Linked DNA regions of Homo sapiens: region 2 is linked to region 1. The links are chromatin loops, found by intact Hi-C in ENCODE. Cell type or tissue: GM12878. All regions are shown on one strand.

Region 1 (8,000 bases):
TCCCCATTCCACCCCTATGTGTAGGCTCCATTGTATCCCTGTTCTACAGATGAGGAAAGGAAGACTCAGGGAATTTAAGCAACTTGTCCAAGGTCACTCTGCTAGAAAGGAACACTTTGTATATTTATGGTGGAAATACACTTCAGAAGCAATAGGAAATTGGTCTGAAAATAGGGATTGGCTTAGGAAGAGTGTTTTATTTGAATTCATGGGAGACTAATCCTAGCAGATAATGAAGAAGATGGGGATGCTTAAGACATCCTCATGTCTAGTCTAGATTGCTGTAGAAATTAGATAGAATGTATTTAGAAGTACTTGGAAAATGGTAGAGCACTGTAGGTTGGATATTGAGATACTTGTCAATATGTAACCTTCGTTAGGCTGACTTCCCCACTTCTTCCATCAAAACTTTCTTGAAGTAGAGACAACATAAATGTCCAAGAAGAGAGGACTGGTTGACTAAACTATGGTGCCTCCACACAACGGAATACTATGCAACAATTAAAGAACCAGGCGATAATCATACTGTTGCTGTATTTTTAGCATTGTGGTTTAGAGACTGCTCTGTGTAGTATAAAGCAAATGAGTAATTATGCTATCATCCAGTGCCCTTGAAAGTCAGGATTGTCAGCATAGAGAAAAGAGGCACAGGTGTAAGAAACAAGCGGTTAAATAAAATCCCCTGTAGGTCAGAATTTGAATTAAAAGTATCAGTATGAACTCAGGATGTATTTTTATTATAAACAGCAACACATTTCCTAGCTCTGTCGACTGAAAAGGGCTGGAAATGATAAACAATCCAGGAACAATGAAACACTCTAAGTGCCTAGATTTTAGTCTCTAAATACCATTTCTCACTAAGAGGAATCAGGGATCCTTGGAGAAACAGCTTATTCTGGGTAAGGGCAAAGACTGGAATATCTTAGCTTCCCTGCTATTTGGATGATGTCAAAGATCACTCTTAGGGCTGTGTCAGAAAGAGCCAACTGGCCAGAGATGGCCCAATCCAAGCATCAATAAAAGTAATCAGCAAAATGGATTAAAACATAGCATATATGTTTAAACTCATGAGTTTACAAAGATAGTAAAACCAAAATAGACCCTAATGTTTACCATAGGAAGATAATAGCAAACCACTCATTTTGAAAACTGGCAAATGAAGGGAGAGAATCAAATATTTATCCTGCTTTTCTTATGTGAATTGTACTGCTAGTTAATACCATAGTGGTGGAGGGAAGTTTCTCTTTATGAAAGTATTCCAGCTAATAAGTGAAGAAAGAATAAAATTAGTACGTTGTTGTTTTGTAACCTCTAATTAACTAATGGATATAAGCGATAGACATCAATATCTGCAAAAAGGTCAAAAAGAGAGGTGGCTAGACATGTGCCTTCTGATAGGAGAGCACCACACAATCCATGAAGTGGTTTTGTCCATAAAAATCAAACCTAAATCTGATTAAATATCTTATAAAACGAATTTATAGGAAAGAGAGATGATAGAAGAACATGCTAAATAGCACCACAGGGCTGCAATCAGAAAAATCCAGAGCTTGGAACTCTTTACAGGACAAAGGATCTAAATCCTTCATCAAATAAATTGCAAGGGGATGTGAGGAAGGGAGGGAGATAAAGGATATTGTGGCAATATTAAAACAAAAGGATCTTTTTTTTAGAGATACATATCTAAGTTTACAGATGAAATGATGCAACATCTTGGATTTGTTGTAAAGTAACCTGGTGGCAGGTGAAAAAGTAGATGGGGCTAGAGATAAAGCAAGATCAGACGTGTACTGATGATTTTTGAGGCTGGATGAGGGTCTATAAATGTTTGCTGTTTTGCTGTTTCCACTTTTCCAAGTGTTAAAAGTTTTCATAATAAAAAATTAAAATAAATCCCTCCTGATGTCATGCTTGGAGTGTTAATACTGTGCTAGATGCATCAAGGTTTTGACCAGTATCCCTCTTCTTGTGTTTCATAAATATTGGAGTTTGAGCTTCAGCTTGTTCATGCAGGGAACCCCCACGGAACTCCCCTGTCACTCTCCTCTCTGGCCATGTCAATATGGTGCTTGAAAGCATACGTACATACACATAAGCAAAAATATCTCAGCAAAGAGCTCTCATGACTCAAACATTCTGCTTTGAAGCTGCAAGGGGTATATGAAGGAGTCATGATTTCGTGATTGGCACAGGCATTTGATGGAGCTCGTGACCAGGGGGAGAGAAGTAGATAGTTATGGTGTTGAGGTTGGTAGGTGTTTCCATCTTGAAGTTCTGAGCAAATGACAAGGTAATTCTGGATGATAAGGGACACTGTTCTCATGCCATTATTTGCATTGGTGCAGCTACACTGAGTTTCCTAAATCAGATAATAATGTCTGCAAGGGGCAAACCACCCAAATTCTCTACTGGGGGCCCCAGAGGTGAGAGAAGTAAGTGGGGTCAAGGAGATAAGCAAAATCTTAAGCCCTGTCACTGGGTGTGGGATGGTGACAGGAAATAGAAATTAGGGGCCAGGAAGTAAGAAACCAACCCAATGCTTATTTTTAGAAATGGCACCTCCCAGCCGTCAAAATTTAGTCTGCTGGTTAGGGTGGTTCCTGTTTCTTTAGCCAGCATCACTAGCATCTGTGAGCATCTTAATTGTGTCCTACAGGGTTGGGAGTCCCTCCTGCAGGCTTGCTTTAACCTAGGGTTCACCCATTTGGGGCACTTTTCACACTGTTGAAGTTGCCCATTTACTTGTCTGTCTCCCACTCAACCTCGGTGAGAACAGGGGTTTTGCCTGTTCTTTGTGGTATCTTATCACATAGCGCAGAGCCTGGAATATAGATGTGCTTAAAAAATATTCACTGCAGAGCTGGAGATCACTGCGGAAGCAGTGTAGAGAGGTGGTTATCAGTGTGGGCTTCAGAGGTAGACAGATGTGGGTTTGACTCATGGCCCTGCTAACTCACTACACCCACTTCCCCAATGCTGTGTTCTGGTTTCCAGATTCTATCACTGACTTATTACAAGCCTTCAGATTTTGTAAAACACTTTGAGGCTTTCCTGGAACAAATAAAGCATATAACTGCACATTTTGGTTTCTATGTAATACATAACCCATCTAGGAAAACGATCCTGGGATTTTGCTGTGCGCCTATCTGAAATGGTTTCCACTGATGAACTTAAAAATAACCAAATCTGAAATTTTAACTACCCACAATGCCTTGAACTTGTGTTAATAGGTCAGGCAATGAAGGGGACAAATGAACACCTTATGACAACCACTTGAGTAGATAAGCAAACCTGGGCGTCTTCAAATGTATATCTCCCTCCATCTTTGACATTTTGACTGGTTATCTCATAGCTGTGAGAATCCAGGTTGATTGCACTTGGAGCCCCTGGAGCCAGAAACTCTTGCCAGATTTCTTCTACCCTCTTGGCCACATCCTGTAGGGGTTGTTTCTTAAGATCTTGGACAGCCAGCCAGAACCTGAAGTGGGAGCAGAAACACAGTCAGTTCCAGGGGGCTCAGCATCGGGATGTTGCCTGAGATGGCCCCAGAGCTGATGTCCCATGAAACCCATTCTGCTGCATCTCTCAGCCTGCCCTGATGCCACTACATGAGCTGCAAAGACCATGGAGATTGTGAAAACATCAAAGGTGTTCCTATGGTGCAGAACAGAAAAGAATTGCATATTAAAAGATCAATGTGCTTCTCGTTATCAGAACGGGATTTCTCTCCTTCTACATGAAGGTTTCTCAACCTCAGCACTATTGCCACTTCAGGCTGGATAATTCTTTGTTGTTGAGGCTATTCTGTGAAATGTAGGATGTTTAGCAGCAACCTTGGCCTCTACCCACTAGATGCCAATAGCAACCCCCCTTCCCAAGTTATGACAACTAAAAATGTTTCCAAACATTGCCCAATGTCCCCTGGGAGATGAACTCATTCCTGGTTGAGAACCCCAGTGCTACATACATGCCACCATGCAGACAGTGTGAGACCCTTTGTCAAATCTAGTTGGGATCAAGTGATGGCATCAAAATGGAGGAGAGATCCCAGAAGCAGGCAGTGTCCTGGAATCATAAAGACTATCTGTGTAAGAATGAACCAGCCATTCCTATTATAGATGGAGAAACTGAGCCAATTCACATCAGTGCTCAGCACGGTGCTTGGCAAATAGTAGGTGCTCAATATATGGGTTTCAGAGTGAAGACGGACGCATCTGGAGCAATGCTGAAGAGGCATATGTTGAAAACTTCTCTGCAGAATGGTTCTCCTTCTGCTGAGAGCAAGAGAGAAAAATCTGCTCACTTCCGTATTTGCCTCTGTTTAATCCCTCAGCATCCGCATGGGAGCAGTGAGCTCTTTTCTGCTGAGAGCAGCAGCAGCCAGAGCCAAAGCTTGGACAACAGCTACCGGGTCTTAAGGATGGTTCCCAAGGCAGCCTTGCAGCAGGATCCAGGTCTGGGTGTCATATCCTTTGCCCTGTGCATGGACAGGCCAGCTCCCCCATCAGTGAGTAAGAGAGTAGGTCCTGTGCTGGTTCCGAGAGCAGCGGGAATCACAGGTAGTCTAGTCAACAGAAAGGGAGGGACAAGCGAAGCTGAAACATGACGTGGTGGAAAGTGCAGACAGTGCATTCAATCTGTCATCAAATTTCATCCAAAGTAAGATGTACTTGTTTCTTTTTTTTTTTTTTTTAGGGTTAAACATGTTTTTCTGTTGCTGTTCAGAGAAATGTCTTTGGAGCCAAGTGCATGGCCCAAAGGTGCCACTCAGTGGCAGACTGGAGTAATGCAACCCAATTTCTGCAAGGCAAGACGACTGTGTGTGTGTGTGTGTGTCCCCAAATGCTGGGCTCCAACTCTTCCCCTGATTTGCCATTTTTTGCCATTTAGGATTCTGATGATCTCCTTAAAGGAACCTCTCAGCGACCCTGCAGAGCCAAGCGTAAGGCAGAGAAGGCTTCATGACTTCCATCAGATCAGGAAGCTGGCTCTGCCCTCATCCTGTCTACGCCATATCTTGCCTTGGTGTACCTTTCTGGGTGCCTCTCTCTTCATCTGTAAAATGGGCACTGAGTGGATGGAGGGATATGTGGCATGGCTCTGGAAAACTTCCTATGCAGACTTAACTCAGAAATGCTTTCAGGTCCTGTGAGGGGGAGCTGAGGAGGGGTCAGTGTGGTGGCCACAGGCTCAATGCTGGCCCAGTGTGATCCCTCGGATTCCAGCCTTCTCTCCGCAGGTGGCCTGGGCAGATGCTGCCGCCCAGCTCTTGCTGCTGCCATCTGGTGTCCCCTGCCCTTCCACAGCTCTCTGACAGCCACAAGTCCTGGGTGCTCAGGTCCTTCTGGCTTCTGGGTGAGAGGAAAGCAGTCGTGTTTCTTTATCCAGAGTCCAGAGAGGGTGGGGAAGGAAGGGCTTGAAAGGAGCTGTTCCCCTACCTCATTGTTCAGGTGGGCCCTTGACTCTTGAGCTGGGGCATGGGTCTCCTCCATCTCCCAGGCCTGCCCTAGGTTCTGTAGGGCTCTCTGTCCACTCTCTCAGGTCTGCTGTGAAAAGAAGGAAGTGGCCGGGAGGCTTGCCAAGTGAAAATGGCCATCTGCTGGTGAGAGTACCTACAAGGCTTTCTCTGCCTGGAAGGCCATGTCTGACCAGTAGGTGAAAGATGCGGGGAACCTGGCTCTATAGGAAGAAGCCAGTGTTGGCTTTTCCAAGGCCCAGAAGGGGTCAAATGTCCAGAGACGAAGTCAGTGAGGCTTCCTCAGCCCCATGCTAGGCAGACAGGAGAACCAGGTTCACAGAGGGAGGCCGTCTGGGCTGAATCCCTGGCTGGAAGCAACCTTCTGGGTCAGCGTCTTCCCACGCCCCCTGGGCCCCTGCAACTTCTCACACAAATGGATGACACCTGGGTGATTTCCTGCCCCCTCAATCAATGCCACATGGGAGGTCACTTTCTGTCACCTCTGTCAGCACTGAGGAGGAGCTGCTGAGCCCCTGTGGGAAGGCCCTGAGGACCCTGGGAGCTCTGCAGGCTCCCTGCGGTTCCTGAGGGCTCAGGGTCCTTTTTGCAGGATGATTTGGGTGCCACATGAAAATGTACATCACTCAGCTGGATATAGAGATGACCGGAGCTGATGGAAATACAAATTTCATAATCAATTTTTTTGAGACAGGGTCATGATCTGTCACCCAAACTGGAGTGCAGTGGCTACATCTCGGCTCACTGCAACCTCCGCCTCTCAGGTTCAAGCTATTCTCCTGCCTCAGCCTCCTGAGTAGCTGGAATTACAGGGGCATGTCACCATGCTCAGCTAATTTTTGCATTTTTAGCAGAGATGGGGTTTCACCATGTTGGCCAGGCTGGTCTTGAACTCCTGGCCTCAAGTGATCCGCCCGCCTTGGCCTCCCAAAGTGCTGGGATGACAGGCGTGAGCCATTGCACCAGGCCGCGGAATCAAATTTAATAAACTTTTATGTAAAAATAAAAAGGTTTTCTTTGTCACATAAAACCAAGAATTTTTTTAAGTACAAGTGAAAACAACAGGCATGCTGGAGGAAGAGGAAGGGGAGGGGAGAGAAAGGGAGGGAAGGAGGGGGAAAGGGCAAGAAGGGAGAGGGGGAAGGTATGGGGTAACATTCCCTAGACAGCAGTTTTCTCTCCCTGCACACACTGGGGACTCTCCCTGGCCTTCTGTCTGCCTTGGAGTTGACCTGCCTTGTCTCTCTCAGGCAACAGCAAAACTGCTGTCACAGCAGCATCCTGACATCCCGTATGTGTTTACCATCACTGGTTTTGAGGAACCTTTGTGTCAATTTGAAATTCAGAACAGGCTTTGGTTAGTGTTGGCCATCTTCGAGCCCCACAGGCCTGAGCTGGGAACTCAGAGCCCAGGCCACATTCCCCGCTGCAGAGAGCCACAGCAGCTCCTCTCTGCACATCTGCTGCCCATGGGAAGCCCCTTGAAGCTTTGGAAGCTTCTGCTCTTATAAAAAACCTGCAGGTACCGCTCCTCCCCAAGGGCAGCGGCAGGGAGTGAAATGCCAGCAGCTGCATCAAATCCATCCATCCTGCACTGAGCCTCCATGGCTTGCAGCAGAAGGGCCGTTGTGACTGGCAGGCCACAAGGACTAATATCTGGGAGACCACCTGTCCTGACCTGCCCCTGGTCTCTGCCAATTGTCATAGCTGCAGTAGGGAGGCAGCCCCTGTGCGGGCATTTGATCCGTGTTCATGACTTAGAAATGCTGGCGGGGAAACTAGCTTTTGGAGCGAGGCAGCCTGGGCTCAGATACCACTGGGGCGAAGCAGTGGAGAACAGGGCTGGAGGACCATCCAGGGGCTGCCCCAGTGGGAGCCTCCTTTCTCCCTAGAGGCTTTCAAGGAAGAGGATTTTCTCAAGGCTGGCTGGGTAAGACAAACCATTTGGCCCTTGATCATTCTCCATCCTACCAGGAGGTCTGGGCAGGCCCTCAGTCACCAGTTTACATATCTTTTCATAAACTAGAATTTTCATGGGTTAGAAAATACAGCTTTTGGTTCGCTCCCAGAGAAAAAGCAAACTCCAGGAGAGAAGAAAGTGTTTCTATGCCCTCTGCTGGTCAACCAGAGACGTAGGCAGCAGAGCTTAAACTTGGTTTAGTTCCCGGTGGGGCTAAAATTCCGGGGTGCCTACGTTAGTAACCACCCCCAGCACCACTGAAGCTGAGTTCTGTTCACTGGGCAGTGACTGAAACACTGCAGATGGTTGTGGTGTCGTGGGAGTCACCTCTGTTCCTATTAATCATGGGTTTGGTAAGTGGTGGATCCTGCTGGGCCTAGTGAACCTTCTGAGGTCTTCCTTGGACTCAGGGCAACTGCCAGAGACAAGAGCTCTCGAGATGAACCTGGTGCCCCACTGTGTTCTCTTTTAATTGCTTCTCCCTTCAGCCGACACTGTGTGGAACTCGGATCATCAATCTGCAGGTTAGAAGAACAACTACCTTCTCTCAGGAGATGTTACAGC
Region 2 (8,000 bases), 430 kb before region 1:
CACACCTGTAATCCCAGCACTTTGGGAGGCCGAGGCAGGTGGATCACGAGGTCAGGAGTTCGAGACCAGCCTAACCAACATGGTGAAATCCCGTCTCTACTAAAAATACAAAAATTAGCCGGGCGTGGTGGTGTGCGCCTGTGATCTCAGCTACTTGGGAGGCTGAGGCAGGAGCATTGCTTGAACCTGGGAGGCGGAGGTTGTGGTGAGCTGAGATCGTGCCATTGCACTCCAGCCTGGGCAATAAGAGCAAAACTCCGTCTCAAAAAAAAAAAAAAAAAAAAGACAAGACAAGACATAAAACAATCCAGTACCCCAGAGGCCTCCCTCACATCCCTTTCCCAATTACTACCTCCCCAAAGGGTACTGTGAGCCTGACCTCCAACACTAAAAATTACTTTTGTAAGACAAATTCTGAAACTGTCTGCCTCAGTTTCCTTATCTGTAAAATGGTGGTAAGACACACTCCTGCCTCATAAGCTTGCTGTGCAATGAAATACCAGGCACTGGGCTAAATGTGCATGATCTCACCTAATTCTCCACGGATGTGGACTGAGAAGGCCCTGTCCACTTTAGAGAGGTTCAACATTCCATTCAAGTTGGCAAGGGGCAGAGCTGGGATTCGTGCCAGGTCTGCCTGAAGCCCACACTCTTAAGAGGCCTCTCACCCTGGTCTTATTGATCCTAATTTTCTGATAGACTGAAATGTAATATCCAGAATGCTGTCAGGAAGGAGGAGTCAAATTGCCTTAACGTAGGCAGACTGTTAAGTATCCCTGATAGCACCTGAGGTGCTTTGGACCTTCAGAGGTGTTTTCTGAATGATGTGCACGGGCGTCCGAATCTGTTCTGAGCTCACGCTGGTTTACATGCGTGTTAAGTCTGCTCTGGCTGCTGAAATGACTGAAATGGCCCAAGATGGGTAAAAAGGGGCAGATGCTGTAAAAAAAACACATGCTTCTGGTACTAACCCTGGGACAGGCTTAGGGAATCCTCCCACAGTGCCTCTGCAGCGGCCCCATACTTCTCTCTAAGCCACCCCCACACAGCTCTCGGGAGACAGAGGACAGATTTCTTTAAAGGAGGAGAACCCTGTACCTGGGTGACTATTGACGAACAGTGATGCTGGGAGCAGGGTGGCACAGCCTGGAGTCTCTGCGAGTCCCATGAGGCATAGCCTGGAAAAAGCTGTTAAGGACAGTTAGGCACAAGGCTCCCCTCTGGGAGGAGGCATGGACATTTACCCTTCAGAAAGTCATACGGCACACAACCTAGGCCAGAGTAACCCCCACCGTCCAGATTCAACATGCGTTTACACTGCCCACATTTACCTTCAGATGTTTTTTTTTTGTTTGTTTGTTTTTGAGACGGAGTTTCGCTCTTGTTGCCCAGGCTGGGGTGCAATGGCGCGATCTCGGCTTACCGCAACCTCTGCCTCCCAGGTTCAAGCGATTCTCCTGCCTCGGCTTCCTGAGTAGCTGGGATTACAGGCATGTGCCACCACGCCCGGGTAATTTTGTATTTTTAGTAGAGACGGGGTTTCTCCAAGTTGGTCAGACTCGTCTCGAACACCCGACCTCACGTGATCCGCCCGCCTCGGCCTCCCAAAGTGCTGGGATTATAGGGGTGAGCCATCGTGACTGGCCAGCTTCAGATGTTTTTTAAAGGGAAAAACAAATCAGATATAGTTAAAAGCTGGGTGTGGTGGCTCCTGCCTATGTAATCCCAGCACTTTGGGAAGCTGAGGCAGGAGGATCACTCGAGTCCAGGAGTTCGAGACCAGCCTGGGAAACACAGCAAAACCTTGTCTCTACAAAAAATACAAAAACTAGCTGGGCGTGGTGGTGTGTGCCTGTAGTACCAGCTCCTTGGGAGGCTGAGGTGGGAGGATTGCTTGAGCCTTGGAAGTCAAGGCTGCGGTGAGCTGTGATCATGTGACCGCACTCCAGCCTGGGTGACAGAGTAAGACCATGTCTCAAAAATAAAATACTATTAAAAAGCCCAAAAAGCCCTCTCTGATCCCTCCCTAGTCCAATTCTCCCTTCTCCTCTACTCAGAGAGAACTGCTCTTCTCAAATTGGTGTAAGTTCTTCTAAGCCATGCTGTATTTCCACTACATATATTTGTCAATAAATAACACAAAGCAGCTTTTGTTTAAAAAAAAACATACAGAAATGGCATTGCATGGAATATCTCACTACCAGCCCTTAAAATTTCTGCTTATCTGAATGGGTACCAGGTGATACCTCACTGTTATTTAAATTTGCATTTCCCTGACTACATGTGGGTGTCTCTGTTCACATGAGCATAGTCGTTGGAGTTCCCTCTCTGACCTGCCCCTTTATACCCTTGCCTACGTGTGTGTCTTTTGACTGACGCGGTTCCTCTCCTTTTCCCCTCATAGCCAAACTTTGTTCCAGAGGAGCCTGTATTTATTCTCATTCCCTTGCCTTTCCTCCACTGAAATCCAGGCCTGACCCTCACCTTCCCAGAGAAATGTTCTCATCAGTCTTCAATGAGCCTCTGGTTTCTAAATCTGATGGAAACATTCCAGTTCTGCCCTATGGCCATGTAGCCCAATTTCTACTACACACTCCTTGGCCTCAACCCACCACTCTCTGGGAGGTCTATCCTGGCCTTCTCCTATCACAAGATGCCCGGGCTAGAGCCTGCACCTGCCTCTTGGTGCCCTTCCCTCCACTCCTGATACCTCGTTTCACGCCCTCACCACCGCCCTTAGTCTTGCAGCAGCTTCTGTCTGAGGACTTGCTCTCGTCCGTCTATCCCCCAACAATGCCACCAAAGGAATCATTTTCAAAAATGACTCCACAATCACAACCCCCTGGGACCTCCCACAGCCCTGAGCGAGCATTCAGTCTTGAAAGGCCCTGCTCCCTAGCCAGAGACATCATGAATATCAAACTGCTGCCAAACATACCAAGCTTTCTCCCAACTCCTCCTATTAGGGGTCCCTGGCCTCTTCCTGCCCTCATGGGTCTCCCTCCAGGAAGGTGGCTGCAATCCCTCCTGCATGCAGCTTTCCTCCTACACTGAGGACTTGTGGAGCTGCCTGTCTCTATCTCCTTGCAACTGCATATACTCGATAGGTGTTGTCTGAATGACCACACATATTCCTCACTGGAAAATGTAAATATCTGAAAAGCAATCATGTAACTTTTAAAAATCTTCTTAAACATTTTATTTTTATATACATTTTTTGAGATGGAGTCTTGCTCTTTCGCTCAGGCTGGAGTGCAGTGGCGCAATCTTGGCTCACTGCAACCTCTGTCTCCCGGGTTTTCAAGCAATTCACCTGCCTCAACTTCCCGAATAGCTGGGATTACGGGTGCGTGCCACCACACCTGGCTAATTTTTGTATTTTTAGTAGAGATGGGGTTTCACCATGTTGGCCAGGCTGGTCTTGAACTCCTGACCTCAAGTGATCCGCCTGCCTCAGCCTCCCAAAGTGCTGGGATTATGGGAATGAGCCACTGTGCCCAGTCACTTTTCTCTTTTTTAAGAGACAGGGTCTCTCTCTTTCACCCAGGCTGGAGTGCAGTAGTGTGATCACAGCTCACTGCAGCTTTGAACTCTGGGGCTCAAATGATCCTCCTGCCTCAGCTTCCTGAGTACCTGGAACTAAAGGCATGCACCATGATGCTCAGCTAATAGAATTTTATTATTATTTTTTTTGTAGAGAGGTCTTTCTGTATTGCCCAGGCTGGTCTCAAACTCCTGGCCTCAAGCAATCCCCCAACTTTGGCCTCCCAAAATGCTGAGATTACCGGTGGGAGCCACCATGCCTGGCCAGGTGACATTCTTGACTATCTGAGTATGTGATGTGTATGTGACATACCGCTCTGGGTAGTAAGCTCCAAATTAAGTATCTCCAGGATATACCAGGTGCTGAAACTGTAAATGAGAACACCACCACCAAATAAACTTATTTTGCTTCTGGGTTTGGAAGGCAAGGAAGTGAAGAAAGTGGGATGTGCATGTTAGTTACTGTTGCTGAATCTCAGCTTATTTATACTCAAACTTTGAGTACTTACGGAGCCAGGCTAAGATTTAATCCTTTGACAGGCCACAGGTTAACTAAGGGCCCAATAAGTGTAGAAAGAATTCCATCTAACTTCCCACCACTCTTGCAGGAAAAATGCAGAGTGCAGGTCTGAACAAAGTACCATTTTTCTAAAGGGAAAAAGTTACCTGAACTTCTGAAGCAGCACAAAAAATCTTCAGCACAAAAGCCCGAAGGCTACCAGAAATGGCCACCAGAGGGCGAGCCACTGATGAAGCTACAACAGACCATCCATCCCTTTAAGTCCAATTACATGGATTTTTTTTTCCTCTCCTTAGCCCACAGAAACGAGAATACCATGCTGTTTTAAGACTGGAAATGTGAGTGAGGTTCTTGTTTTTGCTTTCTGCAGAGCTTGGCCTCTTTAGCCCTCTGGTTAGATCATCATAGTAACATGTGGTCAGTCCCATTGGCCTACAGAACCCCATCAAATGAAAGCCACATAAAATTTGCAATTTAGAGAACACACATAGTTTGATGCCTTATATAAATTTATAATCAGGTCGCTAATGTATTTAGGCTCTATGACCCTTTGAAATGTAAGCTGGGTGTGGTGGTGCATACCTACAGTCCCAGTGACTTGGGAGGCTAAGGCAGGAGGATCACTTGAGCCCAGGAGTTCTAGGCTGGAGTGAGCTATGATTGTACCACTGCACTCCAGCCTGGGTGACAGGGCAAGACCCCTTTCTCTGAAAAAAATTAAAATCCAAAAAAACTCCTTTGAAATACAGTGCTGTGAAACAAATAAAATTTACAAAAAAGATCCTGATTCAGTTATCATTTGTCGAGGACCAATGATGTCCAGAAACTGCTAGGTGCCTTCACAGGAGTTAACTAATGTTAATCTCACCACAACTCAGGAAGTAGGTGTGAGGTACAATGAGTAGTCACATTGTTTCCAGAACACATTTAATAAGAGAATGAACCAAGGACAAGAGTCATTAACATGTGGTTTTGGGTGAGTCAAGTCTTGTGCCATATCAACAGCCCCCAAGGGTCCCAGAGGCCAGGGACCACGACACTGTACTACCGTGCTCTCAGCAAAGTGGCTCTGCTTGCTCTCCGGGAAGGCAGAGACTAGTGTGATGAGTGCTCTAAAAAGCTGTTGCCAGCAGGGACCTGAGGCCCAGAGCCCACAGACCCATGTCCACTGCCAAAGGAACCCCCTCTCTGACCTTGCCCTCAGCTTCCCCTAGGAGGACCCTGCTCTCCTGACCACTGTTTTCCTCCCTGGCCTCAGGAGGAGCTGGGCTTCCTCCCCAAGGCTGTGCTGCTCCTTTCTGCCTTGTTCCTCTGCTACCACACCAGCCCTCCGGCAGGAATACTGGGTCTGTGTAGTGAACCCAGAGCCTCCCGTCACACGCCACAGTGGCAGAGTGAGCCGGCCTTGGAGTCAGACTGCCTGAGTTCCCATTCTGTCTCCACCACATGCATGTGAAGGCCCAGACAGTGTCTGCCACACAGTGACATCAATGTCACCTTGAGAAACAGCCATGATGGGACCTCAGCTGCTTCTCTGTGCTCCACGGGCATCCTTGTGTTCTATCCAGGTACGCTGCTTTTTTTTCTAAAGCGTGAGATGTAAGTGCACAAGGGTCTAGTCCTCTGGTCACTAAGATGCCATGTCATGAAGCCCACAGATACCCAGGTCCAACGTCAGGGTGTGGCCTGCCCACCAAACCTCTTCCTCTGCCAAAGGATACAGAATGTGGGAATCCAAGTGATTCAGCGAGGCCCAGCACACCGAATTCACCTGGTGAGGAAGCACACAGCGAGATGGAAAGTTATTCTACAGTAATATGCTTTCCTGTGGAATAACATGTGGGGACACAGACGTGTGACTTCTCTCTTCACGTCCTGCTCCTCTTCAAATGGGCTGGAACAAGCATTCTGAGGGTGGGGCTTAAGCAGGACAGGAAGTAACCTCAAGCCTGAGTCCTTCAACAGACCCACAGGGAGACATCTGGTCTATCTGGCATACCCTCTGGGCAGGGCTGAATTTTCTACAATGGCAGGAGATAAGCCGAACTCTGAAGGTGTATCTCACTTCACCCAGAAGCCATTTTCAACCTGTATCCATCTTGCAGCTTATGCTTCAACTGAATAGCAAGTCACAGCTTCTCACGGATGCCGCCATCACCCCACTGCAACTTAAAGGTTGCTCCCTAGACAGCAAGCTCCTCTTATTTGTTTAAGCCTCAGTGCTGGCTGCGGCCTGGCTGGATGACGCATCACTCTGACACACAGGGCAGGACCCCTCCCATGCAGGCCACAGTCACTGTCGCCCATTTCCAAGGAACTCTGTGCCCTGGTGTGGGCCCTTCCAGATCAACTCCTGGACCCCTGGAGGGACGGTCCTGAGGACCAGTTAAACAAGCGCTGCTTCAACCTACCCCAACCATCTCATTTCACTTTCTTTTCCAAGACAAGAAACTCCTGGAGTCCTTTTCTTTCCCTATGGGTTCTCAGCAACCATAAATCCATTTTTTTGAGACAGGGTCTCGCTCTGTTACCCAGGTTGGAGTGCAGTGGCACGATCATGGCTCACTGCAGCCTTGATCTCCTGGGCTCAGGTGATCTTCCCACCTCACCTCCCCCCGAGCCCCCAAGCAGCTGGGACTACAGGTGCGCGCCACCACACTCAAATAATTTTTTTTTTTTTTTTTTGTAGAGACAAGGTTTCACCATGCATGTTATGCTGCCCAGGTTGGTCTGAAACTCCTAGGCTCAAGTAAAAAATCAAGTCTTATGGAAAAATGAGGTAAGTATGCTCTGCCCTCTTCCCCAGTTGCTCTCCTCTACCCTGAATTTGGCCAACTACCCCCAGGGTCAAGTGTGCAGAGAGGCTACAGGGATGGGCAACGTACCTTCCGGTTGGTGAAGTAGAGGTTTTCGTGCATGAACACCTTGAGCGTAGGGGTCTTCAGACTTTGCAGGTTGATGATACCATACTTGGAGCCTCCAACTTTAACATCGTTCACTGTGAAGAGCCGGTCACTGTTGGTATCTGCCTGGAGAAGGGAAGGGGGCAGTGGGTGACGTCCCAGGCTGCGCCTGGTGGACTGCCTAAGAGGGACCTGCCCGTCTCTCCTGGCCCCCATGCTCTGTGCATTTTCACTAGGTGAGAGTTCCTCTCCATGAGCGAGAGTGGAGATGACCTCACTTTCCCCAACTTAGTGCAGCCATGTCTGGGCAAAGCCAGCACGTGTCTGATCTAACAATTCAAGAGGAAGGATGAGAATGGCAGTGAGGGGACATGGCCAGAAAGTCTGAGGTCTGCATGAGGACCTCACTCAGAAGTGGGTTTGGGAGAGCCCTAGCATCCACCCAGAGGAATGTGTCATGTGCCATCACGAAGGCTGTGGCGCAATAGGAAAAATGCTAGTTCCTATTACATAGGCACTATTTTTTTTTTTTTTTACCACCATGAAAAAAAAATTGCATTGAATAAAACGTGCAATAGAAAAAGACTGCATTCAAATGTAGGCTATTTTTTTTTAAGAGGTGGGGTCTCACTGTTGTCACCCAGGCTGGAGTGCAGTAGCATGATCATGGCTTATGATAACCCTGAACTCCTGGGCTCAAGTGATCTTCTCTCCTCAGCCTCCTGAGCAGCTAGGACTACAGGCATGAACCACTGTGCCTGGCTACTTTTATATTTTTTTGTAGAGATACGGTCTCGCTATGTTGTCCAGGCTGGTCTTGAACTTCTGGCCTCAAGTGATCCTTCTGCCTCAGCCACCCAAAGTGCTGGGATTACAGGTGTGAGGCACCATGCCTCGCTCAGGATGTGGGCTAATTTTTTTGAGAGGGAGTCTTACTCTGTCGCCCAGGCTGAAGTACAGTGGCACCACCTCAGCTTGCTGAAATCTCCGACTCCCAGGTTCAAGCTATTCTCCCACCTCAGCCTCCTGAGTAG

What was found. A loop is a pair of places that touch in the nucleus more often than their neighbours do. Peaks named below come from ENCODE experiments on the same cell type or tissue, not always from the same donor. Only the 100,000 strongest peaks of a DNase experiment are listed, where the experiment ranks them.
Region 2: a loop joins it to region 1, with 14 times the contacts of the local background. A loop is called at or near these places in 85 of 110 quality-filtered maps.

Annotation. Positions count from the first base shown.
Region 1 is chr14:72,513,829-72,521,828 of GRCh38, reverse strand. RGS6 (regulator of G protein signaling 6) reads right to left here. Exons shown (of 18, transcript NM_001204424.2): 15 at 3,292-3,478. It overlaps MIR7843 (microRNA 7843), which reads right to left and starts at 5,009; the gene lies at 4,931-5,009. RefSeq lists enhancers at 2,011-2,100, 2,191-2,340, 2,811-2,880, 6,558-7,058, 7,593-7,662. In GM12878, CTCF peaks have their summits at 4,785 and 7,592 (motif pointing left); DNase peaks (open chromatin) are centred at 628, 2,548, 2,728, 4,748 and 1 weaker place; H3K4me3 peaks cover 1,219 bases; H3K27ac peaks cover 4,495 bases.
Region 2 is chr14:72,944,976-72,952,975 of GRCh38, reverse strand. It overlaps DCAF4 (DDB1 and CUL4 associated factor 4), which reads right to left. Exons shown (of 14, transcript NM_015604.4): 7 at 6,949-7,092; 8 at 5,785-5,834; 9 at 1,099-1,178. Among named protein-coding and RNA genes, the nearest start is that of TRC-GCA8-1, 14 kb to the left of the region's middle. In GM12878, a CTCF peak has its summit at 4,276 (motif pointing right); a DNase peak (open chromatin) is centred at 4,355.